Linked DNA regions of Homo sapiens: regions 1, 2 and 4 are each linked to region 3. Evidence: chromatin contacts called from ENCODE Hi-C or POLR2A ChIA-PET data. All regions are on one chromosome and are shown on one strand. Each heading gives the region's core, a stretch centred on a gene start or an enhancer-like site at or near the end of the contact. The rest is flanking DNA. Distances are from core to core; before and after follow the strand shown. Region 1 overlaps FOXP1 (forkhead box P1). Region 2 overlaps FOXP1 (forkhead box P1). Region 3 overlaps EIF4E3 (eukaryotic translation initiation factor 4E family member 3). Region 4 overlaps FOXP1 (forkhead box P1).

Region 1 (7,122 bases), core at 4,377-6,876, 670 kb before region 3:
AAATTCATGTCTCTACATTACTCAGTCCTTTCTTACTAGTGATACAGCAGACCTGATTCTGTAATGGGATATTTGCCTCAAATTCTATGAACAAGACTGTCATGATATTTAGGCCACATTACAATTTGGATGTAAGATAAAAATAGTTGAATACTTCAATAACAACAACAACAACAGGGACAGCTGATTTTTAAGGCTTCTGGGTGCTACCCTATTTCAGGTTTTTGTTCCAAATGTGGTTTGAATCAGAGATTTAAAACCCAGGTCTGTAACCCTTTGAAACAACTAAGTAAAACAAATGTTCACCTCTGGTACTTGACTAGGTACAATTAAAGCTCACTCCTTTGTTAATGCATCCCCTCTTGTTTAACAGCCCTCAAAATGTAGTTATTTCATGTCCTAAAACTACTTGTAATGACTTTTACCTTAAAAACAAAACGGATACAAATTCTGCTGTTCTTCATACTTATTCATCTCATCCTCGCTCCCCTCCAAAAAAGCAGTAAAGAGGAGACATTATGGTGAACAACAGTGATGCACCTTCAAGGTATTACCTCCAATCTTAGGCCAGAATAATGACTATGGTGTATTCTGTTTAAAGAGTAAATGAACAAACAATAGAAGACCACACAAGGAAGCCCGAGCTAAGCAGTTTCACATGCTGCTCACTCACCTGGGGTGAATAATATTTTACAACTTGCTTTTAAAGAAGCATGTTGTAATTGAGAAAATGGCCTAGTTCAGGTGTTCTTAAACTGGGATCATTCCACTTCTTGAAACTGCATGCAAAAGTTTTAGCCTATGTTTTGGGGCCAGGGAGGGTCTGCAACTGTCAAGAGATTTGCAAAAGAGCCCACGATCCTCAAAGTGTCAGAACTCGGGAGTTAGTTCAATTCCTCATTTTACAAATTCAGAAATCGAGGTTCAAGAGATCCCAAGAGACTTGCCTCAAACCACGTGGGTAATCAGTGCCCCAACCCTTGCAATTAGTCTCTTGTCTCACCTAGGATTCCATCCACTCGATGACACTGTTTGCTTCACTGGAAGTAAAGAAAGAGGCTTTCATTCTAATAAGCTGTCACCAATGAAACAAGACCACAGACCAGGACCCAGTGGACTCCCTGAGTGTTGAGGGACTTTGGTAAGGAAATAGTACTAAACCCACTTATAAAATACATTCATTGGAAGGAGCTGGATTCATCTGTTTAACATTTGCTAAGAACCCAAACGACATGCCAGATGCTACTGGAAGCTGGGCATCACTGCCCTCAAGAAATTCCTCCAGGCTGCACCATCGCTCTTCAAAGTCACCCTCGCCAAACTGATAAAAGATCCAAACGGACAAAAAGCAAGGCCTTCACTTACTTGATTACTCCGCTAGCAGTGGATCTACAAGGGGTTGAAGATAATGAAACGCAGTGAGAGCCTGGTTCTGTGTCTCTTTTGCAGGACACAGTTATGTCCTTAATGATGTTTAAACACAGTATTTGTGGATTAACACATATGGTGATTTTGCACTGCTGTTGTGTATATATAAATGAATAAACCCCTTTTGGATTCCCTAAGACTCCTTATTTTTTTTTTTTCCCATAGCTTCAGCAGTTAATTATGTCATCAAGATAAGAGAAATCAAATGAAGCCAGAAGGAAGGCAAAGGACAACAAGAATAAGAAAGATGGAATCTGTCACAAGCTTGAATTATGAATATAATTATGCGTGATTATTTTATACTGCAAAGATGTTCCCTTTTTCTGCACATTTATAACTAATCTAAATAAGTAGCTTGCCGGCAGACAACGTATTTCATGATTTATATAAAATGGTCGAGATAAGGTTCACGACTGAAGGAAATATGATTGGAGGATTTTTATCAGCCTCTGCATGAATTACTGTTTGAAAATGCTTATGCAGGAGCATTTCATTAATCATTTAATCATAATCCTAGCAGGATGTTTGAACTGATTTCACAAATACCCTTTCATTTCACTACTTCATTATGCTCGCTAATGGATCCAATATATTATATATATCATAAATTATATCACATCTTCAGTGACCATGTAGGTCACTGTCACTAGGCATGCTTCCGTGCTCAACTTGGGAGTTCAGCAAATGTTGCCCAAGCTGACTTTGGGAATTTCACTTTTTTTTTTTGGTTATTTACTATAGTTTAAAGTTTCCTTTATCTAACCAACATAAAGAAAACACAGCATTGTGGACTTTAAGTGGAACCCTACATCCCCCCCCAAGTTCAGAAAATTAAAGCAAAACAATTGTTTCTGCAAGAATGGAGAATTCAAATGTTAGACAAACATTTGTTTTGTTAAAAATGCCACTGTATTTTGTTTTGTTTTTAAAATGATCACGGCTACCATACACTGGATAATTTGGTCAGCAGAAATAGCTCTGGGAAAAAAAAATATTACATGAGCCTGTTATAATCAAGGAGATTAGTAAAAAAAAAATGATTTTGCCTTATTTAATCACGATGATGATGATCTTTCTGAAAGCTAGAAATGTAATATGAAATTCTGATAATCCTGTTCTTTTTGATAAATTAACACCTACACTATATTTTCTTCCGTAACACCAATAAAATGAAAAGAGAGTTGTAGTGATTAATAGTTAAGAATTATTAGCTGAATAGTTAATGGCTATTAACCTATTAACTGAAGTGCACAGTTTTCATTAACAGCTATGTCTTTAACCAGGGTTTAAAGGTGAAATGCAAAAATTACAGATATAACTAAATACTTAACGTTGTGCACATTTTGACGACTTAAAAAAGAAAGACTTTCTACCTTCAGAATCCATTAATATTTTAACTAAAAATTCAGTCACCTAAAACATGCAGCAAAAGAAACAAGGTAAAGGTAGATTCCTTAAGCTTTAATTTAAGATGAATGCAATGGATTTCAAATTAGAGATGTTAAGCCGGTCATACGTGACAAGCTTTGGAATATTTTCTTTTGGTCACACTGCTTGATGGTTCTTTTCATCCTTTGTTACATTAGGGCTCTTTTTTATAATGACACTGAGAGTCACAGTGCATAATTAATAGGAAATGAAATATTCAAATGGCCTCTAATGCAGCCCAGTGAAATGCTGTTGAAATAAAAAGGGCTATGGAAAATGTGGAGACATCAGGAACGGTTATGAACGTTGGCATGTGTCATTTTTCCAGACCGAAATTGATGCAAATATAAAATCTTGCTAAAATACAGCTATAAAAACAACAGGCTACTATAAATATAGATTGTTTGGTAGGATTGAATTTTTATTACTTTTTCTTTAATTTTTTGGTAGACTGCCCTAGTTTCCATTATTCTATAACCATCCTAAGTTGAGACATCAAAAACTGGCAGCATCTCTTAGCCAGTGAGCTGACACTGAGACTCAGGAGCAGTAGTGGGTCTCTGTGAATAGAAACTGAATCAGAGGTGGAGAGAAACAAATACCTGATTTAAAAAAAAAAAAAAAAAAAAAAAAAAACCAGAATCATAAGGAGTGCCCTTTATGAAGACGGGTATAAGAGAAAAAAAATAATGCTAACTTCAGTTGATTTTTATTCTTCTTCAAGACTATAATATAATTTTCTTATCTGTAATAGGCAGAATTCTACTGAAACACATATTAAATCTGAGGATTAATATATTATTTGGGGGAAATGTATATCACCATAAAAACGAGAATAGAATTACACAGTCAAGACACATCATGGATGGAAAACACATTTGGAAAGAATGTGACCCTGTTCATGCATCTCCAAAGACCCACCCTTGATAGGATTGAGTTTAAGTCTATCAAACACAATGTACCTCTTGTTTATCACCATATGGAAGAAGCGCATAAAAAGCAGACGTGAAGAGATTTAAAAAACCTTCCAAAAATAAAGCAAGAAAATCCAAAGCAGAAAAGGAAAAGTAGAGCGCTTCCTTTCTGCCTGTGAGAGACGGAGAGCATTTCAACAGCTGATTCCAGCCTCGAAGTATACAGCACACATAAAATAAATACAGGTCACAAAAATTAACAAATCATCATAACTGTCTAATACATCCTGGGCTGGCTGCGGAAAAACAAGATCATTCTGGATTTATATCTGTAAGTATGGGATTTCCTGGACAGCTAATATCCACAAACAATCAAACACAGGAGGAACACGGGGGAAAAAGGCAGCATTATTTCAAATTTGAGCTGAGAGTCGTGATTTGTAAAGGGCTGAACAGGAACTGGAGTTGAAATTTGAAGCAAGGAAATTCTTGTACTAGGCACTGATGGACACTTCTCTGTTTCTCTTGGCTCCGTACAGGTTTTTAGGTCACTGGGTTTTGAACGTAATGCCAAATGAGAATCTCGCTAGTACAGAAGCTTTGAAAATGACAACTAACTTAATCTCTCAATTTAAATAAAATAATAATAATAAAAAAATCTAATGATACTTCACTCAAGAGTCAGAGCTTTTTATGAGACCTGTTGCCAATATTAGTGTCTTGGAATGATCTCATCTTTCATCCTGGCTAAATTCCAACACACAATTTCATTAACCCAGGTACCGCAGGTGATAAAACTCATTTTTCCCTAAAGAGACAGCTAAAAAGTACCAGTTATACGTTTATGAAGTACCAGCAATCAAAATTATGGATTTTCTAAAAGGTTTTTAACTACTTTTATTGAAAGGAAAATCGCTGTCTCAGACTTTTGTGACACTATTGCTAATAATAAATTTTACCATTTAGACATGGCCATAATATGGTAGACAGTGTCAATAAAAGTATGGAGCAAAGATGATCCCTGTCTTTTAAGTAATGCCTTCTAATTACATGCCGGAAATGATCACATGAAATACCTAAGCTAACTAATGGCTCTTAAAATATAAGAACACTCAACAATGCATCTACAGTGATATAGATGTACCGCATGCACATATGCAGTTATATGTAGAATTAATTGCATAAGTAGACATTCAAAAAATTTTCCAATGTTTTCAAAGCCTACAAGAAAAATTTAAATTTAATTTGCATTTCTAACTAAAATCTGTTTGTTGAAAAAAAATGCGTTCAAATGTTATTTGCTTCCTTTTGAGCAAAGAGGTGGCACTGGGCCTGTTATCTTTGGCAAACTTGTCTAAACTTTTCTATCTAATATTCTATATATCACTAGAGGGCACTGTGGTATTTAGGCCACTTTGACCTCTTCGAGTACTAAGAAAGGTCTTGAACTCCTAAGCAATGTCAGAAAGGTTAAAAAAGACATTAAAAGGGGGAAAAAATTTTTTTTGGTAACACCCTATTTTTATTTTTCTAAAACCAATAAAAAATGCATGATAAGTAGAAAAGTCAAATTCATAAAAATATACAGCTCATTTTGCAATACTCAAAGACTTGTCACCTCAGATCTGATGGGGAAAATTTTCATCCTCATCTTCTCGAGATTTAAATTGTGAGGCTGGAATTTGATTTGCATACATCCACAATTATAGACAGCTATTCCCTCTACATGGCTGAAGTCTCCTACACTAACTAGAGGTAATTTCACTGCAGAACATTCAGGCGTGCAAGCCGAGAGCCACAAATGGGTTTGAAACAATTTATGATATCCGGCCTCCTTCGACATGTATTAGCATATACCTGGTTTCTTTAACATACACTTTGTTTTTCCAAAACCACAAACATAGTTGCTGGAATTTCATGTGGAAGTGCTTAAGGGGCTGAAAGTTAACACCTTTGTGATCCACGCTGCCTCATGGTGGCTGTTAAACAAAAGCCTCTTTGTCGAGGCTTTCTTGAAGTGTTTTCTTAACATGTTCCAAGTAGTTTTAGGCAGGGAACTAAAGTAAACAAGATGTTACCATGATAAAAACACTTGTGAAAACATTACAGAGCACACTTAGTAGTTTCTTTCACACAAAACTCTTCACAGTTTTGAAAAGTAAAATTCACAGAAAAAAATTTTAAAAAGCAAGTTACCAATGAAATGTCCTCTACTGTCTACAGCCCTCGACCTTTCGGGAAGGGTCAAAGTTCCATTTCTGGGCATTTTCTTCAACATTTCTCTGTCTTCCATTACAGCACATATACAGTTTATTTTGGCTTTCATAAATTACATACATCTAACAAGCAAGGGAATTTTTGTTTTGTTCTGCATGAAGTTTTTCTCCCTGAGAAATCACCAAAAGAAAAAAAATTCTTTTCAAATAGGATACTAAGCAAGGATACAAATGATACTTTTAGTAGACGTTATACAAGTGGTCACTTAAAAGAAAAACTAGGAGAAATGGAAACATTTTCCCCCAAGCACATAAGAGTACCTGGTGTTTGTGAAACTATGGGCCTGCATTTGATTTTACCTTCTAAGTTAAAAACAGGGAAATGTGGTCAGGATTTAACCTTCAAATCTACTCCTCATTTTGCCAATGCATTACATGAGCATTAAAAAAAGGGAGGGGGAGGAAAGGGAAGAATTACAAATCCACGTTTTTACTAGTGAAGATTGTGTCTTTCACCTGGTTTGAAAAGAAGAAAAAAGAAAGGACTCAAGTGGGGAGAAGATGGAAGAACGCCGATGAGCTTCACACCACTCTGGATGATACGGGACTTGTTTTTGTTTTTCTGTTATCGGAGGATGCCAAGCAATGCAGGGCTGGACGATTTCATTAGAGTTAGCAGGAGCACCTGCTGCTATCAGTTAGCACTAACAAATGCAACAGTCACATGATAACTCATGGTTGATAGATTAAAAAAAAATCAACACTAAAACTGCAAGTTGTTTTCAGAAGAAACAGGGAAATAAATGCATACAATAGACTGGGTATCTGCTGATTCTGATAAAGCGTCCCTCTGTTGGCGGTGAGGGAAAGACAACAGGATGGTTATTTGTACAGTATTTATCTTTGAAATCAAGGGCCCTGTGGTATACCTCACCTTGGGAACAAATGCTGCAGAATGATCACAGAAAAGTGTCAAATCTCTGGTTTTGATTTACCAACAGTTATGATATTTCTTCCTCAGGAGGGAAAAAAAAATATGCTTCAGTTTTAGACCTGTGAGTCCCCCCCACCTCTCTTTTTTCTGAACCCCTCTCTCTGTTAACAGTGGCACAGTATTGACAGATGGGATTTTTATC
Region 2 (7,148 bases), core at 1,266-3,765, 570 kb before region 3:
CTGGGACACAGGGCCACCTATGCACAGCTGAAGTTGAAATAACAAAAACGAACGAACTCATTATATTACAACTTGCACCAAAATTTTGGAGGCAAGGACAAAACAGACTATCAAAGAAAAACAAAATCTTAAAGCAGGAGTATCAGCCTGGACCCCAAGGTGAACTTCTTGAAGTTCATGAAATCCCTAAAACTGGATGTGACATTCTGTGTTCATGTGCGTTTTTCTGGGAGGAGGGGTCACTGTTTCTATCATATTTGTAATGGTGCATGTAATCAGAAAGGCTTAAGAACTATTTCTAAAATATTTCTGTTTTATTATTTCTTATCGAGACTTATTTTTAGGGTTTTGGGATTCTCAAAAGTCATGTGATAACAGTAACATCTTAAAGATATCAAAATTTCAATGCTTTGTATCAATTTAAAATGCTAGGGGTGCCAATTCTAGACTATGTTAACTCTAGACATTAAAAAAAAAAGTTTGCTTCTCTCTCCTAAATTATCCTCCTTACTAATCAGTGCATAGGGCTATTTCTTAAGGGTCAGTACTTCAAAACCATTCCATTTCACTATCAACAACATAAAGTTGTAGTTTCCTTTACAGGTTTCCTCTTGCCAATTTCTTCTTTAGTGAATAACGTGGAAATGATATGAGCTACTAAGATTATATGCGGCATTAATGCAAAGCAAAATGCTGCCTAAAGCATGTTTTATATAACTGCAAATAAAAATGCTAAAAAAACACCTGCTGAATCTTGTATTTTAACCTCCTCCACTTAAAGCAAGAATCCACATGATCACCCTGAGCTTCCAAGTGGACTAAAGGGCCGGCCTTCTAAGTGGGTTTCACTTTCCCTGCAGTGAAATGGCCTTCTGAGTAAGGGGCTCACACATGACATCACCTTGGAAGGAAGGGCATGGGCAGGAAGGAAAACTATCAGATGACTGGCTTCAGGTTCAAATTCTTTATAGAGGGCCTGAAGCTGGTGAGCTTTCCACTGTAAGCAACACACAAAGTTTACTTTCTTTCCTAACTTTAATGCTGCCAGAATACACATGTACTCTTACTTTCTTAGGAGAAAATGTGTCATTTGATTTCCTTCCAGTTTATGTACTCGTGCCAACAACTAAAATGCTTAAAGAACCAAGATGAATTACTACCCAGAAACGGTGGTCAAAGTTCCAAAATTTGATCAATAAAATTGCTCATCGACTCACAAATTAATCTTCAGCCAGTAAAGTTACGCATTTTCGAGGTTATGAGTACACCTGCACTGTTAAGCATTTATTTCACTTGTTTAAGCAATCTTCAGAAGTATATAAATATTTATAGAAGAAAGCCTATGCTGGGCACAGTGGCTCATGCCTGTAATCCTAACACTTTGGGAGGTCGAGGCAGGTGGATCACCTGAGGTCAGGAATTCAAGACCAGCCTGGTCAACATGGTGAAACCAAGTCTCTACTAAAATTACAAAAATTATCTGGGCGTGGTGGTGCATGCCTGTAGTCCCAACTACTTGGGAGGCTAAGCAGGAGAATCGCTTGAACCTGGAAGACGGAGGTTGCAGTGAGCCGAGATCGCTCCACTGCACTCCAGCCTGGATGAAAGAGCAAGACTCCATCTCAAAAAAAAAGAGCCTACTATTTTTACTCATCTGTAATTTTCGTTTTGCAGCAAAATCTTGTTAATTTGTTTACAACTCATAAGCCTCCTGAAGGCAGGGTGTGTATCTTCAACAGTTCTGTATCCCATGAACACCAGCACCATGCCCAGCCTGCTTTGGAAATGTTCACCAACTTGCACTTAATTAATTCAGATCATTCTGATTCTGAATTTATGATGGGGCCAATTTTCAATTTTCATTTGTATCATTCATAAAAAAATTTGCGAAGCAAATGAACAGACTAAGTAAAAAGATAATTTTGGTTACTAAGTAGAATATTTCTCAAGAACTTCAGAAGCAATATCTATACCCGATTAATGCCTTCATTAATAAACCACATCACCCAAGAATGTGACCAGCTCAGATTTGGTTCAGTATGTGGATCTGCAAAGAGTGCCATTTCTCTCTTATTTACTCTCATCTCCCTGAAATTAGACCAAATTGGTGATGTTTGACTATATTTTATGATCTCTATCGAGTAACCACTTATAGCCTCCTCTAACTTTCCATTTTCTTTTGTTTGTATCATCAGCCTGTGAAACCAGAGAGCGCTGCCAAACATAAAGCAGGGAAGTGTGAGATATGCTTAAAATATGAGTCACAGTATATTTGGGGATTTGGGGGTTTTTTTTTTTCCCTCAAGCTATCAGCAGATCAAATCCTTCTTCCCTGTCAAGCCTTCCTCTATGCAGAAGATCTGAAATTTGCTAAAATCGGTCTCTCAGTGTAGTTATGAAGGGTGAGAAGATCAGAGATGAGCACTGTTAAGATTTGCTGTAGGATTTCCCTTTCATTTCAGAGCCACTCCGGCGGAGACGCCTCAGCAAGGATGCAGTATGGCAAGATATATTTAAATATGAAGGTTATTCCTTCTGTGAATCACCAGTCTATATGCATATTTTTATAATGAGGTAATATACCATGTGACCTAGGATAGTAATTTCTCCTCTGTTTGTGGAAGGCCAGCCAACCTAATAAAGCTTACTGAATGTGCATGACCCTATCAGGCAGCTGAGGGGTCCTTCAGCAATCGTCTGTGATACACACACACACACACCAGTCCACCAACCTTTTAGATTTATTTCCCCCGGCCAAATCTTAAAGCTGGTCTAAATTCTCTGCTTGTCAATTCCTCTACTTGGGGGGTAGGGGAAAAACTCAAGACATCTTCTTTACCAAAACCAGCGTTCAAGATTACCCCTTCTCCCCCTACTTTTTATACAGACTGAAGTGCTCAGCAGAATGTGTGAGGTTGGTTTTGACACTGTCCTTGCCAAGAAAAACGGAGCCCTCTATATCATCCACTTCTGCATGGTGGCTAAAAACCCTGTAACAGGCAAGAAGAAAAAGAGCCCTCAAAAGGAAATCCCCTGAAACTTTACTTCTTATATTTAGCCCTCAAGGAACTTCGTTCATCTTGGAAAAGAAGTTACCTAAAAATGCCATATGTTTTTAAAAAGCAAGTATGAGGGAAAATAATTCTACCATAAAAAAAATCACAAATGATATTCAATACTGAAGAGCAGTGTGATCAGACAGATTGTGTATGTGTGTGTTTTTTTATTATCTCTAACCAAAGCTCTACTATGTGTAAGATTTCCCCCCCAATAATATATTTTCATTTTCCCAATGCACTTGAGGCCTGATGAATTCAAGAGGACTCGGGGTATTTTTAAGGCTGTAAGAGCTCCAAGAGGGAGGCAAAAAGAATGGACCATCATTTGAATCACTGAGTGACAGGCTGGGCTAGCTCCCTGTATACATTAATAAATTAGAATTTTAATTGTGTCTCTGTCCACAGGAGATGCCCCAGTACTTTAATATGTACCAACAATTGGCTATGTTATGGAATCTGCAATGTGGCCTCCGCTGCTGACCTCTGAAACACAATTCCCAGTCTGACTACGGAAACTGTTCAGTTTGATCCTTTCAACTTATTTGAATCCTGACAAATAAGCTCACAGCTGAAAGGTCAACATAGTCGTATTTCATCCTCCAGAGCTGTTCTTAAGACATCTGCACAACAAAGCACTTCTTATAGCACCTGACATGGGCCCTCAATGGCACTGTACCTCATTAAAAATGTCCCCTGCATGCGCACGCATTCCAAGGCACATGGTCTGGTGATGGTTTACCAAATAAGTGTTTACAGAAGGGTTAGTAAACAAGGCAGATTGTCAACTTTTCCAATAAAGCGTCACTATAGTGCTGAACTCTCTCTGGAAAGTGACAGTTTCCCAAGTACATGTAGAAGAACTAGAACTTGTTGGTCAAGGTCAGTTTGATCTTTGGGGATAATCTGGGAACAGGCTGTGGTTCACCCTGACCTGTGAAAAGTAAACACAAGCTAGAATTTAGGTTGACCTCATTATCCAATTAATTGGCACCAAGTTATATACCTATCAGCTACCGCTTATAGATTCTGTCCCCTCCTGTGACAAGGATGCCCACCTTCAGCTATGAAAGTAGTCTGAACCACTTAGGACCCGGGTGCCAAGTGCCCTCTCTTAAACGTGAGCATGAAGACCCTGATTCAAGTCTCTTTGAAACTTCTATTACAATTTTCTACTTTGAGTCAAAAACCCAAATTAGATTTTTTTTGTTGTTTTTTGAGATGGAGTTTCACTCTTGTCGCCCAGGCTGGAGCACAGTGGTGCGAGCTTGGCTCACTGCAACCTCCACCTCCCGGGTTCAAGCGATTCTCCTGCCTCAGCCTCCCTAGTAGCTGGGATTACAGGCACCCGCCACCAAGCTTGGCTAACTTTTGTATTTTTTGGTAGAGATGGAGTTTCACCAGGTTGGCCAGCCTCGTCTCGAACTCCTGACCTCAAGTGATCCGCCTGCCTCAGCTTCCCAAAGTGCTGGGATTACAGGCGTGAGCCACCATGCCTGGCCCCAAATTAGATTTTTATAAACTTACTCATTCTTCTACTCCATTAAGCCCTTGCCTTCAATGTGCCTGAAATCAGAAGTTGCTAGAACAACCATTTTTGTATCTTTACATAAAAATTTCTTGCCATTTAAAAATTATTGACCTAGAAACATTCTGAACATATCCACTGAAGAATTGGGTATATATTATAATCATTACAAGCCATAATGTTAAAAGTACCACATCCTCCTCAGGCCGAGTCATAGTTCTTGATGCTATTGACATTCTGGGATGAATCACGGTGTGTCGTGTCCTGTGCATTGCAGGATGTTTGGCAACATCCCTGGCCTGTACTTACTGGATGCCAGCAACACCTCTGCCCTGCTAGTTGTGGCAACGAAAAACGTCTCTAGACATTGCCCATTGTCTCCTGGTGGTGGGTGGGGGGGTGGGGGGGTCGCCAAAATCTTCCCAATTGAGGATGACTACACTAAAGTAAGGTGTGTGTCTGTGTGTGTTTATGCCATTTCTAGACCCAACATAAGAGAATGTGGTGACAATTCTGAGTACTATGAACTTTTCTCATTGGTAACCTACACTGCCTATTAGCAACTCAACACTTACAACTCCTTATCCTTCTATTATATTCACTAATCAGCAGATCTTACTCCTGACAATAAAACTTTTGGTCAAATACACATTTTCCCCAAAATGTTACAACTTGCTGGTAAACCAAAAATGCACTTTCCACAGAAGATTTTCTTACATGATTTGCAATGCTCAACACAATCCACTCCTGAACTGCTTGTCACTTATCCCAAAGGGTATAATGTCAATTTAAAAAGAAAAAGAATTGTTACCTGAAGAGCTGGTTGTTTGTCATTCCTCTTGGGAGATTTTAATCCACTAACTTGCTGCTGCTGTTGCTGCTGAAGAAGGAGCTGTCTTGCCACCTGAAGTGCCTGGAAGGAAAAACAAGAAAATCCTTTGCGTTACTACACAGGTTCAGGGGACTCTTCATAAAAAAGGATTCCAGGAAGTGCGCTTTGGGACTGGGTCCTGACTTTCCTATTTCCTGGCAAATGAAACAGCAAATGAAACTTCCCACCAGTCTTAGTTGGAAAACTTTCCAGAATTTGTTTACGTTCCCTTTGACTCGGCCAGTTTCATCCACGGTTCCACAGGCATCTAAGCAGACATTTTATTCCTACTAAAGATCTGACATGAAATTTAAGACCATGAGTGATTGAGACTCTGAACAAAGATGACAGAGAGACCAGGAGGGACCCAAGCAAAGACGAAAACTTGGGAGACACTACAGGGCCCTTTTCAGGGTCACCTTCACCCTCCCCAAATTCTTCTTGGGGAAATGTAGCGACTCAAGTTGAAAGTAATACTTTCACCCCATCTGAGTCCAAATAAAGAAAAAGAACTAAGTGGTGGACCACAAAAAAAAATATACTATGGATTAGGCTACGTAGAAAGGAAGATTAAACAGATGAGACATACCTAGGATGACCTTGATAGAAATCAGAGAGGAAAATTTGGCAAATCTGATCTCTAGTCATCTTAAAGAGGCACATTATGTATCTGTGAACAAAACTGGTTACGTTTATTATAAATGACCCTTTCAAGCTTACAATATGGGATGGTTTCTCCTTAAAGGTAGACATTGGGGAGGTAGTATGAATTGGAGATAAAGCAGGAAGAAAACAGAAGAGTCCTCTAAAATGTTTAACATATGACTGACAAATCTTTTTAAAAGTTCAAGCAGGCTGGGCGTTGTGGCTCACGCCTGTAATCCCAGCACCTTGGGAGACCGAGGTCAGGAGTTCGAGAACAGCCTGGCCAACATGGTGAAACCCTGTCTCTACTAAAAATACAAAAATTAGCTGGGTGTGGTGGCAGATGCCTATAATCCCAGCTTCTTGGGAGGCTGAGGCAGGAGAATCGCTTGCACCTGGGAGGCAGAGGTTAGGGTAAGTCGAGATCGCACCACTGTGCTTCAGCCTGGGTAACAGAATAAGCTTCCATCTCAAAATAAAATAAAATAAAATAAAATAAAATAAAATAAAATAAAATAAAAGGTCAAGTAAAAAAAGAAAAAAACAATGTCATCAATAAACCGCCATGAAGACATTCACTGCCAAAGAATTAAGAACAGGAATACTGGCTAGCCACACACCTTTCCAAAGATGGCACTAGGACCAGCAACAGAAAACTGAAGTTTGAGGATATCATGCTAGAAAGTCATATGAAAAGTTGGGTTACTTGAGTCAATGCAGCTGAGAACCAAGAATGTACACATGGCAGAGATGTCAAGAATGCTCATTAAACGATGTGCTTAGAGTTTAGACACAAAATGAGACTTCTTATTATATCAATAATAATTTCTATATGGTAACCAAATTATTTGCGCATCAAAGAAGAGGCACACATAGATGTCATCAATACATCAAAAGGACCTGAAGCTATAGCCTTAGAAAGTTAGCATAATGGACTTATGACGGTAGTGTGTTCCTTAAAAAGGAACAGGTGCTTCATTTACATAAGAAAACAACATGGATATTTACAAGAAAAGTTACAGGGACAATAGTGGAATGGAAGAGAGGT
Region 3 (7,119 bases), core at 1,072-3,571:
CAAAGTCCTTTAATATTCACCATTCATCATGTAATGTAAAGTGCTAAAATTAAAATTTTCACCCTAAGCCTTCATTAAAAGTTGCTTATTTGTATGTGAAAAGATGAGAGGTAGCATAAATTTTCTATAGAAAACTCAGAAACACTCAATTTACTTCATGTTCAGTTCTATAATGCAAAGTTGACACTTTAATAGATCCGAAATAAACATCTGTTCCAAAATAAAAGTTCAAGAAAAATTATCTGACTTCGATATTAGAAATTGAAATTTTCATAAAGAAATCTTGCATTTCACTAAATGAGTTGGTAACTTTTTTCAGGCAGCAACCAAAACAAAAACATTTAACACAGATTCCTTCAATCTCATGATTTCTGAAGGACACAAAAGCATAGAATATCCAAAAGCTATTGTATTGGATATTCTAATAAGGTACACTCAAGACACACATATACAATGGAACTCTGAATTTCAGTAGCAATGATGAACAAAAAAATACTGACTTTGCAATGACTTTTGCTTATCACTCACATCGTTTAGGGAATACTTATTTGATTTTTTTGACATTTCTATGTATTAAAGGATCTCTCCAGTTTAGTAACAGCTTTGCTAAGCTACGTTTTGAAAGTGACAATTAATTTTAGTGGAAATTCATTCCCAGGCTACTTTGATAGTCATTTGAACAGTTTTGTGTTATTTTACATGCAATTTTATAGCTCTATAACGTTCATTTAATCTTGTTCAATGATGCTGAACCCCAGATGCCATAAGACATTATAGAAAAGTAGTTACTGCACATATGGAGTAACTACTTTTCTGAACACTAATTTCTTTTCTCTTAACAGACTGAAATGGTATTTAGAAAAGAGAAAAACCACCACTCTGTATTAAAGGCTTTATATTATGGACTTCCAGGGATGGGCTCCCATGACTGCTGTGGTCCCAGCCATAAAGTTCTTATTCACGAGCATCATCTACTCAAGTCTCAGTATTAATGGTTTTCTCCAGCCTTCATAAGATTGTTGGTATCATACATTGGAATCAGGTCACCTGACAGAGCTTAGGGTTGGGAGGCTTTCCTCATTTGTCATATGTGGGAGTTGGATAAAATCAGGGGTTCTCCAAGAGCGATCTGAGCACCATCAGCATTAGAATCACTAGGGCACTTGTTAAAAATGCAGATATCCTCCCAGATTTCTAGTGCTGGGGTCAAGAAATGTGAATAATAAGTAAGTATCTGAGTGATTTTGCTGCATGCTAAGGGGTGAGAAGCACTGGTAGATGATCTCAAAGGTCCCTTCCACTCTAAAATTCTAAGAGTCCCTGAATGTTCTTTTAAAAATGGATTTATGTCAGCAACATGAAAGAATTTCTAGAACACAAGACAGTGACTTTTGGCCTGAGTGGGCCAATCTGAATAAGTATTCTTAGATTTGGATGTATATGTAAAAATAATAGAAAATAAAATCAGAACAGTATAATCTGACATGAAAGGAATCTATTTGGGATTTCTTCTTGGGAGAAGTAGAGGGGCAACCCACTCTAATTGCTATAAATGACCACAGGTTCAAAGGGACTTTTCGTTGCCTCTCAGTCCCTATTTTTTCCCACTTCACCCTCTGACTCCTCCCAGCTGTTGAGATCCAGGCTTTTTACAATCCTGAGTCACCAAACTCTTGAGTAATTTTAACTGATCTCAATATATTCTTTTCAGAAGTGAACAATTCACAGGCAGTCCTCTACTTTCACTTGTAATGAGTAAAATCTCACAGAAACATACAATGTAGGAAAGGTGAAGGGTAGAATTACATTTTTAAAAGGAAGTTCCATATTCAGAGTGCTAAAAAAAATCAACTCCTAATTTTCTCTCTTTGGGCATAATATTTGATGAAATATTTTCCATATCTCCTATATGTGAGTTTATTTTATTCTTTTTCTTCCCAATCACTTATAAGGCCAATGAGAGCCTAGGATTTGAGATATTTTAAGCACATCTGGAGCGATCTAGCTTTGACACATTTTTATTAGGTGCATGAAAACTAAATGTCTTATTGCCAAGTATCATTTTTACATTTTCTCGTCAAATTTTTATAAAAGCTTAAGAGCAAAATGCAGTAGGATCTTAAAAAAATTCTACAAACATAGCTGGATAAATTCTGCTGCTGAGCCAGAACTGTTGGCTGGAAGGCAGCGCCACCATGCGATCGTTCCAAAGGCTGTCAGTTTTGTCTAAAGACACAAGCTGGGATCCTCTAAGAGTTGGGCAACTAATAGCAAAAGCCCACTTCCTGTCATAGGAAGGTTATTTTCAAACTCCAAACCCCAGCACCACTTCTGTCTCTGAGAGGGAGAGGGAGAGAAGGAGGAGCTGTTTACAAACAGGATGTCTGATTACGGAGTTACACCAGTGGCCAGATTGGATCAGATATTTAATGCTTGATTAGGGTGGCTAGTGGGCAGGTTAAGGCTGGCAGATTCTGAGTACTCTCCATTTAAGGACGCCTGCACCGGGATACAACTTGCCGACTTCAATACCCAGCTCTGTGGCTGGCTAGCCCTACGTCTTTAACAAGGGACAAGTTCGGCCAAGGCTCAGTTGGTGGATTGTATATTATGTCTATAGGACCCAATTATACCTAAAGTTTCTAAGCTATAAAGTCTTGTGACTGTGTGCATGGTGTAGACATGGGCTAAACTCAAGAAGAGGGGTGAGAAAGAGTCATCTTAATCTTTAATTTAAAGTTTATTAGAGTTGTGGTTTCCTTTTCATGTTTTTGCTTCATAAAGTGTACCACGAATCTAACAGCAATATTATATTAAATGTACATGTTTGCAGTAAATTACACCCTCATTTAAGAAATGTGGAAAAGTTGGGGGGAAAGAGGAAATCTTAAAACTGAGTTAAGTCAGCAGTTCAGCAAGTGCTTACGAAAGACAGTCAAAATATAGGCAAGTTACTTTAAATGGGTATTATTTGTCCTTACTTTCCCAATGTAGGCAAGTGCCTGTGATATAACAATTTAGGGAATAATGGGAGAATAAAAAGCATATTAGTTTCAATCAGATTTCCTGGCATATATCACAGACCCTAAGGAATTACAAAGACAAAAAAGCAAGCTCTTTGGTTTCTGCATGGTTCTTTGCAGACTACAAGGCTGCCCCTGCAAGCACTTGGATGAAAAGACCGGGATTCTACTGGAAGTTTGCACTTTCCCCACATCAGCCAAGATGGGTAAACTGCCTTAACACAAAAGTCACATGCCCCACAAAATATTTCCTTCTATCTCAAAACAGTATTAGCTTCTTTAATCTAAGAAGGTAATGAGAGGTTTTTAAACTGATTAAATCAGCTTAGTTCATACAAAGTCTATTATGATTAAATATTCAATTAAAACAATTTCCAAACCAAAATCTGACAAAATCCTCTCTGAAAGTAATTTAGATGATAGGTTTTTAACATTAGGCAAATTAAATCCTTCTCACAGTTGGTATTTTCTAAAGGGTCAGAAACAGTTGCAGAAGTTCACTGGGGCAAAAATCTACTTTGTGTGCTAGTCATGTTCCATGATCATAAACAGAAACTAGAAATATTAACGTGAGCCTAACATTCCTATTTATTTTTACTTCAAAGGCTACATACATGCAAAAGTTGAACATGTCATCACAAATGCTTTAAATAAAGTTCAAAAAATAAAAATACTTCAAAATCCATTTACTTATGGAAATATACATGACAATTAGAGTGAAGTCAATTATATCCTTTTTTCAATCAGAAAAATACTTATATTATAAAAAAGTTTTAATTCATGTCCAGAATAATTTTTTAAAATTCTTGAGTCATAATTTTAAAACAAGTTGAATGTTAGTACAATGTTTGGAGAAACAAGTCCTAGGCTTTTGCTAACTGGATCTGATATTCTTATACTTCATTTTGAAATCACTAAGGAAACTCAAGTTTAGGGAAAAAAAAAAAGCATTTTAAGAAACCTATGATGGTAAGTATTATGGCTGAGGTGGTTACTAACCAAGTGAAGGGCACAACTTCCATAAGCAGATAATGTTCAAAGTCCTTTAAAATGTTTGAATGGAGAATTTTATCTACAAACACATAGTGGAGGCTTAAAGTAGCCTCAAGTCTCTCTGCTGGTCAACACTGCAAGAGGAATTAAAAATCCCAGGTACAGTGAAGTTCTGAGTGCACTGCCCTTTTGAAAAATGTGTGAGCAGGCACTAGCTCCCGTGACTCCAAAGCCGACTGGGGGAAGTGTCTTCAGATGGCCCTGCCCTTTATCAGGCAAAAGCAGCCAAAGGCTTGGCAAAGTCAGGAGAGGGAAATCAGCGTATTCTGAGCTAGTCTCCATGGTCCAGAGGATGACCATTTCCTTCTAATAAAACCAATATTTCTTTGGTAGCATAATACAATATATATCAACAATCCCAATAATTCATATGAGCAGAATGCACTCAAAGTTCAACTTTGTAAATGTTCACATGCATCCTGGAAATGAGATTTAACTTCCTGCACCTACATGAAAAAGGGTGGGGACAGCTGCCCAGGCTGGAGGACTACTGATGATGAGAAATGACACACAATGTGAGCAGGGAAAGGGATCATTTAACAAAATGTGTTAGCGTTGACTGGGAAAGAAAGCCCTAAGTGGGTAAACACACCCGAACTTTGCAAGGAGCTTAATTCAAACAATTAAAATATCACCTTCTCTTTAAATCAGAAACATCAGGTTTCCTATTGGAAGAAATCCCTTGCTACCACTCTAAGCCTTTGGTTGAAAAGGCCAAATTAAAATTCGGGTTAGAAATGTTTCCACAGAGGGTCCAAAGACTTAGAGCTTGATTTATATCCTGATACTGAATTGTGATTATAGTTTTCATGTTATGCAATCCAACTATTATTTTCCTTTTATCACTAAAAAAAAATGTTTTAAAAAGGAAAATTAAAGATTTGTGTGCTGTCAGTGCAAAATCACATTAAGTATGGTTTTTCTTTTCCCTGGGACAGAAAAAAACAATGCCCAGCTCACAGTACATAGGAATGTGTCACAACAAATAATCAGAAGACAGATTTCTCCAAGCTAGTGTTCCTCCTTGTACAGTGTGGTATTCAAAAGCAGTATTGTCACGATTATGCATATTCTCATTAACTAGGTACAGCAGAGCTACTTAAAGGGAAACCCATTTCTTGTGCCTCAATGAAAGGGGAGTGTAGAAAACAATAATTAGGCTGAATAAGGAATTTTAAACGGCAAAAAAAAAAAAAAATCAGAGTGAAAAGAACAGAGAATTTAGAAAGCCAAAAAAAAAGTTTTTTGTGTGTGTTTTTTTTAAAAAGCAAGTAATGTGACGGTAGAAACCCACACAATCTCCCCCCACCCCACCTGCCACTTTGAGTCCTAATTGCCCATCTGCAAGGACAGAAACCCACTCTAAATTGACCAGCATCGGCTTCGGCAAGTCTTCTCTTCACTCTCCCTCCTGTTAAGACCGTTTCCAAAACCAATCAGCAAAGGACAAAGAATTCTTTACAGAGTGCAATTAGTGTTTTCCACGTCCACCTTCAAAAGCATGATGCTCTTCATGGGCTAAAGGACAGAAAAAAAACAAAAAAGAAAAAAAGGAAAGAAAACTTTAAGCAAAGGATGGGCCAACCCTCCTCTAGGCATCTCATTCAGCTTCCCCAAATGTTGGCAAGAACTCAAACACCTTATTTATTTATTTATTTTTTTGCCAGTAACTGTTAGCTAAGGCGTGCATTTCCTGAGAAACGTAATAATGAAAATTAAAACAAGGAATAAACAAGCAATGGGCATGCTGCCTGTTTCTTCTTGCTGTGCCTGGGAGGATGAGTCATCTCAGCAAGCCGATGAAGAGAGTATGTTGGGCTGCAAGCAAATGCCGCAGGGGAAAATGTGCCCCACAAAATGCATTGCAGGGGGTGGGGAGAGGGGGTGCCTGACACAACCCAAGACAGAGCCGCTTACAAGCCTATCTTTAAAAATAAACTAAAAATAAAACAAAACAAAGAACCACACCAGGGTGACAGCAATTATATCTAGGTGCCCCTGCTCCCTACCTCTCAACACTCTCCATGGGAAATGAAGTTTCATAAAATTGCTAAGTTTTATTTTTCCAAATCAAGTTTCCCCCTGCCAATAGATATTCAGACCTATCATCTGGCTTGCAAAATTACTAATTTTAATTAGGAACTCTAGAATATATATATATTTTTTTGAGACGTAGTTTTGCTCTGTAGCCCAGGCTGGAGTGCAGTGGCGCAATCTTGGCTCACTGCAACCTCCTCTGCCTCCCAGGTTCAAGCAATTCTCCAGCCTCAGCCTCTGGAGTAGCTGGGATACAGGCGTGTGCCACCACGTCCAGCTAATTTTTGTATTTTTGGTAGAGATGGGGGTCTCACCATGTTGGACAGGCTGGTCTGGAACTCCTGACCTCAAGTGAACCACCTGCCTCAGCCTCCCAAAGTAGTGGGATTATAGGCGTGAGCCACCAGGCCCAGCCGGAACTCAGGAATTTAAAAAAATTATGCTACCAAAAATATTTTCAAACACTTAACGTTTTTTAAAGTAGAAGATGCCACAGGGAGACCTACGAAATACATAACATTTTCTCTAAGGCAAAAGACTGAGTGTGACAATCTACCTCCCGGATCTGGTTAACCATTACCAGGAAGCAACGTCTGATAAAGGTGGGGTGATTCAGGACTCTGGGTGCTTTGATCCCCAACACGCTACCCACACTTAGCAGTGAATGGGGTTCTAGGGAGGCAGATGGGCTGGCCCATTTCACCTTTTAAGCCCCTTCCAGTTCTGTTTTATTTTTCTTTTTGTTTTTTAAGACTGGGTCTTGCTGCTCTGTCACCCAGGTTGGAGTGCAGTAGCATCATGCTACTCGGCTCACTGCAGCCTTGACTTCCCGGGCTCAAGCAATCCTCTCACTTCAGTCTCCTGAGTAGCTGGGATTACAGGTATGTGCCACCATGCCCGGCTAACTTTTGTCTTTTTGATTGATAGAGACAGGGTTTTGCCATGTTGCCCAGGCTGGTCTCGAACTCCTGAGCTCAAGCGATCCACCGGCCTCAGACTCCCAAAG
Region 4 (6,812 bases), core at 2,513-5,012, 550 kb before region 3:
AGCATGTCGCCTGAGTATTACAATAGCAGAAATCAAGAGACATATTAGGTGGAACTGATCAGCCACAAAAACAGTTCAAAAGGCAGATCATAGAAACAGAAGACTAGGCTGGGGGAAAAAATGGGAAAGATCTGGTTTACTGCCTCATCTCCCTTCTGAGTCTCACAGTGCTTCCACGCCTGCCTTCTCCACTTTGGGGAGGGGTGGAGTATCCAATGCAAATGTTCCTCTCTAACTCAGCTGGTCCAGTTAGAGACCAGGAAATGATTTCCTAGCAATCCCTTTTCAAGGGGCAGGAGAAAAAGGCAGACTCTTACCTTGCTCAGTGTCCAAAATCCTGCATTTTATTAGCATCCCCTGCAGCTGCTCTGCGTTGCAGTATCAAAAGGCACACAGCCTGGGCGCCATGAAAGTGGGCGGTCAGGAAAACCATCTCTCAACAGAAGAGCTATAAGTAGTTCGAGATGGGGCTAGAGAGCTCTAAGCAGTCCAGTTCCCTAAAATGGCTAGTTATGGAATGAACACAAATGTTCCAGCCTCAGTCACACAAATAGATGTGTTCTGTCCTACAGATATGTAACTGCTTAACACCTAGTAGCTTTTAAGCCAACTAGGGCAGTTCTGTAAAGGAATTATCACAACTTTCTCAGAGACATGCAATTAAAAAAAATAAAGCCTCTTATTTTCAATAAAGTCAGTGCATACAATCAAATAGTAATTCTCCCAACAATTTTGTTCTTAAAGCTGTTTGTTAACAAACACTGAATGTGAACAGGCAGCATCAGGTTAAAGGGCAACAGAATTCCACATTATAATTTAGCCTGCGGTTATTCCTGATTGCAAGCACCCTCTGGGACTGCAAAGCAAGATCTTCTTTTGCAGCACGCTTGGATTTTTAAAATTAGTGCCCCTCTTTTTTTGCATAATAAACCAACATTAAAATATGGATTAAAAAATGTACAAACCAATTTTTAAAAGCTGTAATCAGTTTAGCATTTGCCTTGTGCAAACGAGTCCTGGGTAACTAAGTTACAAATGCAAAAAACAACACAAACAAACAAAGCCAAAGCCCTACTGGATCCTAAGAGTGTTTTTTCAAGACACCTCTGCCATGCCTATATAGCTATCAGATGTGCTAAAGTCGATGATTTTCCTTTGAACTGTACTAGTTCAATCTGTGAAAGTCGCCACAGTTGTTCTCTAACCATAAAAAAAAAAAAGCAAGCAAACATAGTTGCTTTCAACACTTACTCCAAACATCTCCCAACTAAATATTCCATGTTGTTGCAATTGTTAGATTTACAAAAAACACAGAAAGGTTTGCCGTGAAAAGCGAAATGCAAATTCCCTTATACATTATAAAATATGTTCTTCCTCTACAAAGAATGCTGCCACCACTGCTGTGATGCAAGCAGCAGCAACAGTCCATTTCTCATGGCCATTAGAAGTCTTTTTTAAAAAATCTGACACGTATAAAGACCTTCATTAGTATAATTAAATGACTGTTGGGTTTTTGTGATATAAACAACTTTTGATATGTCATTTAAAAACCTCATAATAACATCATTAAAGGGCCACCATTTTTAAAAGAGAAATTGTCTGCTCAGGGCCATGGAATAGTCGTCTCGCTCTGGGCCTCTTCCTCCTCTCCCTTTCAGACTTCTCCTGGACTTGAATGTCACCATAGACCTTGAATCCTTGAATGTGAAATGGCTTCACGCTAATTGCTGTAATTGCTTGAAGATGTGCAGGCAGGTGAAACCTGATCCCCGTGGCCATTGTAGAGACCAAGAACAACACGGAATGTTTACACAGTGGTTTGATTTTAATAGACAGAAGGGCTGAGTTTAAGACAGCAAAAACACAGCTAATAGGTGACCTCTTAATGTAGTCCTCCTCTAAATAAAAAAAAAAAGGACACACAACAAAATACAATTTCATGTTCTAAAAGGCAACATCCTAAATACCAAGGTTATTTGCTTGACTCTTGGAGTTGAGTACACGTTACATTGCACCTGACATTTTATACCCGAAAGTCTACCCCGAATATGTGTGTGTGTGATGTTTTTTTTTCACTTTAAAACAAAAAAACACTTTATATGTCAGTCACCTCACAAACAGATTATGACTCTATAGTATTTCCTAGTAAGTGCATTCATTTAAATTTTAAATTGAATATTTTTCACAGCTGTAATACTCCTTGTCCCTTAAACGGGAAGGCTTGGGTGTCTCCTTGTTTATTCCTTTGCCTATTCTGTCCCCACCCCCATTTATGGAATTCTTGACCCTTGTCCATTTCTTGATTGCAGCTGAAGTTGAGCCCAAACCCGCTCACACTGGTGCTTCAGACATTTGTCTAAAGGCTTTCAGTATCTTGTTTCTTTGTTGCTGTGTGGGACTGTGGTCTGCTTCTACCTAGACAGACTAAGGTGGCCGTTAGAGCAGCCAAAATAATTATTCAAAAACGGTGGCTATTCTCCTTGATATTTTTACAATTTCGAATGGACACCAAGGTTTAATGATGGCTCCCCAGGGCCCTCTCTTAACAGGGCACAAATGTAACCAAGGCTGGACAAGAAATACATGATAGCAAGGCCAAGAGAAAAATACAGCAGCACCTCCAAGGTATCATTAACAAAAGGAAACCCACAAAGATTAGGGGAAGTGTTAGATAGGTATTGAGATAGGTAGGTAGGTAGATAGACAGATAGCTCAAGGATCCAAATGTATAGGAGCATTTCATATATAGCCAAGGAAATACTGCCAAACAGAAAATGAAAATGAAACATATACTACAGTAGGAAAAAATACAGCGAAACAATGGAATTATTTTAAGGTTAAGCTGGGCAATTAAAGCCAAAGATACACCTTGTAAATGAGAACAGAGAAGCACGAAATAGCCCATACAGCTGGGAGTATTGTCTAACTGCTGCTCTGCCAAGTTATGCTGTATATTAACTTCTGATGATGAAATACAAAATGCAGCAGAAAGGGGGGAAAAGCCCTCTTAAAGCTATGAAAACTTTAACTATATAAGCTAAGTAATAAATATAGGCACTTCTTTTCCTGGACTATTTGTACCCCCCAACACTGAAAGACAAAATAATGAAACAAAAATAACTGCATAGAACTTCCCTTTGAATCACAGCCACCTCACATACATTTCTAGACAATCCTACCTTCTTCTAAAAGTTATAATCCCCGGCCAGGCACGGTGGCTCACGCCTGTAATCCCAGCACTTTGGGAGGCCGAGGTGGGCGGATCACGAGGTCAAAAGAGATCGAGACCATCCTGGCCAACACGGTGAAACCCCATCTCTACCAAAAATACAAAAATTAGCTGGGCGCGGTGATGCGTGCCTGTTGTCCCAGCTGCTCGGGAGGCTAAGGCAGGAGAATTGCTTGAACCCAGGAGGTGGAGGTTGCAGTGAGCCAAGATCGCACCACTGCACTTCAGCCCGGCAACAGTGAGCCTCCGTCTCAAAAAAAAAAAAAAAAAAAAAAAGTTATAATCCCCTATTAAGAAGAAATGTCCTTCCCTCTGAAAAAGGAGGGGGGACCAAAAGGAGGGGAGACCAATATCCATTTGTACATGTAAAGATTAAGTATAAACCAGTCCAAGCCAGTGAGAGGAACACAGAGGAAAAAAGTAAACAGGCCCCTACCCCCTACTCCCAAAATAGTTCCCCTTTGAAAGTTCTAAGCGGTGAGTGCCTGGTACCGAGGGCTGCCCTGTTCCTTGGAGGGGTCAGCAAAGCTATGCTAAACTGACAGGTTCAGTTTACAGCAGGCCAGAACTTTGTTTGGATATACTGGCCTTGTTCACCGCCAGCTTAACAACAGATGGCTAGAAAACTTTCATTATGTTGCACAGGACTGAACTGCAAACAACCCAGAAAACTGTGAAAAGTTTAACTCCCTCTGAACCAATGTGCCAAACCAGGGCCTGCCCAGAGCCAGTGAACCAGCTTAAGGCCAAGGGGACTGTGGAAGTGATGGTTAAAATAACACTGCCCAAGTCAAGTCAAAGCACCTTTCCAGGCTCCAAAACGGCAGCGACCCACCCAAATCTTTATTTAACTCTTCAAGGGCCAGGCCATATAAGGAGTTGCATCGACTATGCCTTCTTTACTTTTCCAAAATGTACTGTCAGACTTTCCCTCCCTTTGGAGAAAGAAAATCTTCCTTCAGACAGTTCCCAATCCCCAAGCTCCCGTTCTGCCTTTCCTTCTCCTGGAAGTTGGGAGCGCAGGACCAAATTGTCTCACCCTAACACCCAGAGTTAAATATGATTTATCTAAATCTGTTTATAATTTAAATATTCATTAAGTAGATTCAATCACATGAACCCTAATATCTCCTAATGCTCTGAGACAGGTTATAAATGCACCTTTGAAGGTTTAATTCAATTGGCAATCTGAGAAGTCTTATCACTGGAAATGTGTTATTTTCATATTATTCAAGAAATGAACAAATGTGTTTTCCACAAATGTATTTTAGAAGCTACCCTTTCCTGTTATTGAAAGAAAATTGTGTTTATTACTCCTTTAGCATAGTGTAAACTCATAAACGTCAACAGAGAGTACAAGGAAAACTGTCAACTAAATATTGTTTCCTTCATGAGCTGTTCTTCCAAGTCAATTACGCCTTTCAACTTCTGGGGCATTGTATGATAAACTGGCAGTAAAAATCATTCACATTAATATACCATGGTGCCTTGCCTGCAAAAGGTAATTAAAGAAGTAAATGACTCATAAGAATAGACATATTAGCTGCAAAATGAAAGGCAACTGAGCTGCCACATAAAAATATGTACCATTAAGATACTGCATTTTCATATTCCTGTAATCAGCTTCAGTAGACTAATGCTTATTTAATCCAGTTCTGTGCTAAGTCCATCAACAACTGTTTTTTGCTGTTTTCTCCTTGACTGAACATTATGAGAGCAGGTTTAGAATAAACACTGCAGTGAGATTTTTGCATACGCAATTGAAGAACAGGTTTTTACATTTTAAAATCTATTTTTCTTTCTCTGAGAAATACAACAAAAAAAAAAGATTACTGGTGGAAAAAAGTATATATGTACATGGCTATCTAGACATGTCCCTTTAAATGGCAGAACATTTCAGTGAAATATTTGTTTCCATATTCACTATTTCTGACCTGTACCACTATCAGCATAAGGATGTCATGCCTCCACTTGCCAGATCTCAGCTTCCTTTATGAAGCACTCCCTTTTGTTAATAATGTCTTCCATTAGCATTAGCAGGATGAGGGCAATTTATCCTTTGGCAGGGATGGAAAGAGAAGGCAAGATATGAGGAGGGGGTTAGTGTAGTGGGTGGTGGGAGAGTATCTCAGACACGCCTAGCGGCCTCTGAGTTCTTTTCCTTCCAGGGTGTTAGCTACCTGACTGGATAAACCTTCTCAAAGAGAAGTGAATTGACCCTCAAAATAACTGCTCTATTTTCCAATCTCTGGCTTTCAAACTGACACTTTGCTCTCTTCTCCATATCCCTTTATATTTCAGCACATCCTTGCCAGCCCAGCCAAGGCACAGCAAAACATCCTCGCCAGCCCAGCCAAGGCACAGCAAAACATCCTCCATACGGTCTGAGATTTTTCACTTCACTTGCTCACTTCTCTGCTGCGGGAAGCTTAATCTTAACCAGTGAGATGGGTCCACCATTTGTACTATTAATATTTTGGGGAACATTAGATGCATGAGGTTTCCTGGAGGCTGGAGAAATGCCTGTTCTGATTGTGGAAATCAGGGCTCTTTGTTGATAACTGATGCAGCCTAAAGCTTTTGTGGCTCCAGTTTGGGAGTTTTAGCTTTCAAAGCTCATGCAGCTCCTCCGATGTCCAATGCCAGCAGTGAAAATCAGCCTAAGGTATCTGGTCTTCTATCATGTTTGTCAACAATTCGCCCACCTTCAATAACATCCGAATGCATCTGGATGGTGCCCACTAACCTACCAAAAAATCCAAAAGATAATTCTATTTATTTATTTATTTATTATTATTTTTTTTTTTTGGTGCAAGACCATGGGCTTTCAATAAAGGTAAAGTTCTAGATTTCTATACAAGTTGTGCCTTCTCCCCTTCCCTCCTCCTGTGAATACAGAAATCTCTTTGACTTTAAAACTGATGAGCACCCACCAGCCAGGCCCTCAAGGACAGTGCAGGATGTGAGAACGGCCTTACAAGGACCCTCCAAGATATATTTATCTTTTCACAGTTCTTGGAACTGTGGAGAGCCTCTCAGATTTAGGCTGGATCTCTCCTTGTAATGTATTATTGCCTGAGTGTTTGAGCAGACACCACAAGGAACCACAACTAATGAGCTCTAGTCCTTTTTCTAATTAAGGAACAAAGGTTCCTGTGTGCGCAGAATGGTGACGCTGTCTGGAGAACACACGTGGAGGAAGAAGCGAATGCTTCTAATTGCCTCAAAATGGGATTTTTAATATTTAGGAACGTAATGGGATCGGGAAATAAGAACACTTCCAACATCCTTTATAAATAAGCCTTTACAAAATATTGTTAGCTGTTAATAATACATCATTATCAAAAATGGAAAGTCATGAATACAGTGCATGTAACCTTTGTATTCACGTGAATTAACCTATATGTACGAATACAATGATACATGAATTAGTTTTTAAAAATACATTAAAAAAAATAAAAGGCCCTCCTCTGAAAAAGAAAGGCGAGAAGGCAGCTCCTCTGAGCCTGATATTCCTCAGACCTTAGCAGATTAGGATTCAAACATGTAATTAAGAAAGATAACCCCAGTTTTTATAGTAATT

What was found. A loop is a pair of places that touch in the nucleus more often than their neighbours do. ChIA-PET counts read pairs that join two places held with the same protein, here RNA polymerase II (POLR2A). Pooled maps may share reads with other maps.
Region 1: a loop to region 3 is called in a map with no recorded cell type, with 16 times the contacts of the local background. The contact joins two enhancer-like sites. A Hi-C loop is called at or near these places in 5 of 37 single-sample maps with no recorded cell type and 8 of 50 pooled maps. POLR2A ChIA-PET finds 5 or more read pairs at or near these places in 1 of 52 experiments (activated CD8-positive, alpha-beta T cell).
Region 2: a loop to region 3 is called in a map of IMR-90, with 2.9 times the contacts of the local background. The contact joins two enhancer-like sites. A Hi-C loop is called at or near these places in 1 of 168 maps with a recorded cell type or tissue (IMR-90) and 1 of 50 pooled maps. POLR2A ChIA-PET finds 5 or more read pairs at or near these places in 1 of 52 experiments (T-cell).
Region 4: a loop to region 3 is called in a map of sigmoid colon, with 2.9 times the contacts of the local background. The contact joins two enhancer-like sites. A Hi-C loop is called at or near these places in 1 of 168 maps with a recorded cell type or tissue (sigmoid colon). POLR2A ChIA-PET finds 5 or more read pairs at or near these places in 2 of 52 experiments (activated CD4-positive, alpha-beta T cell and naive thymus-derived CD4-positive, alpha-beta T cell).

Annotation. Positions count from the first base shown.
Region 1 is chr3:71,001,850-71,008,971 of GRCh38, forward strand. The region is part of intron 12 of FOXP1 (forkhead box P1); the gene reads right to left. Among named protein-coding and RNA genes, the nearest start is that of FOXP1-AS1, 280 kb to the right of the region's middle. Within about 2 kb of position 5,627, at least 6 of the 41 ENCODE cell types and tissues checked have a DNase peak (open chromatin) inside an H3K27ac peak, as active enhancers do.
Region 2 is chr3:71,107,141-71,114,288 of GRCh38, forward strand. It overlaps FOXP1 (forkhead box P1), which reads right to left. Exons shown (of 21, transcript NM_001349338.3): 7 at 5,396-5,497. Among named protein-coding and RNA genes, the nearest start is that of FOXP1-AS1, 180 kb to the right of the region's middle. Within about 2 kb of position 2,516, at least 4 of the 41 ENCODE cell types and tissues checked have a DNase peak (open chromatin) inside an H3K27ac peak, as active enhancers do.
Region 3 is chr3:71,679,135-71,686,253 of GRCh38, forward strand. EIF4E3 (eukaryotic translation initiation factor 4E family member 3) reads right to left here. Exons shown (of 7, transcript NM_001134651.2): 7 at 1-5,594. The coding sequence ends at 5,548. Among named protein-coding and RNA genes, the nearest start is that of EIF4E3, 43 kb to the right of the region's middle. Within about 2 kb of position 2,322, at least 9 of the 41 ENCODE cell types and tissues checked have a DNase peak (open chromatin) inside an H3K27ac peak, as active enhancers do.
Region 4 is chr3:71,131,774-71,138,585 of GRCh38, forward strand. The region is part of intron 6 of FOXP1 (forkhead box P1); the gene reads right to left. Among named protein-coding and RNA genes, the nearest start is that of FOXP1-AS1, 150 kb to the right of the region's middle. Within about 2 kb of position 3,763, at least 2 of the 41 ENCODE cell types and tissues checked have a DNase peak (open chromatin) inside an H3K27ac peak, as active enhancers do.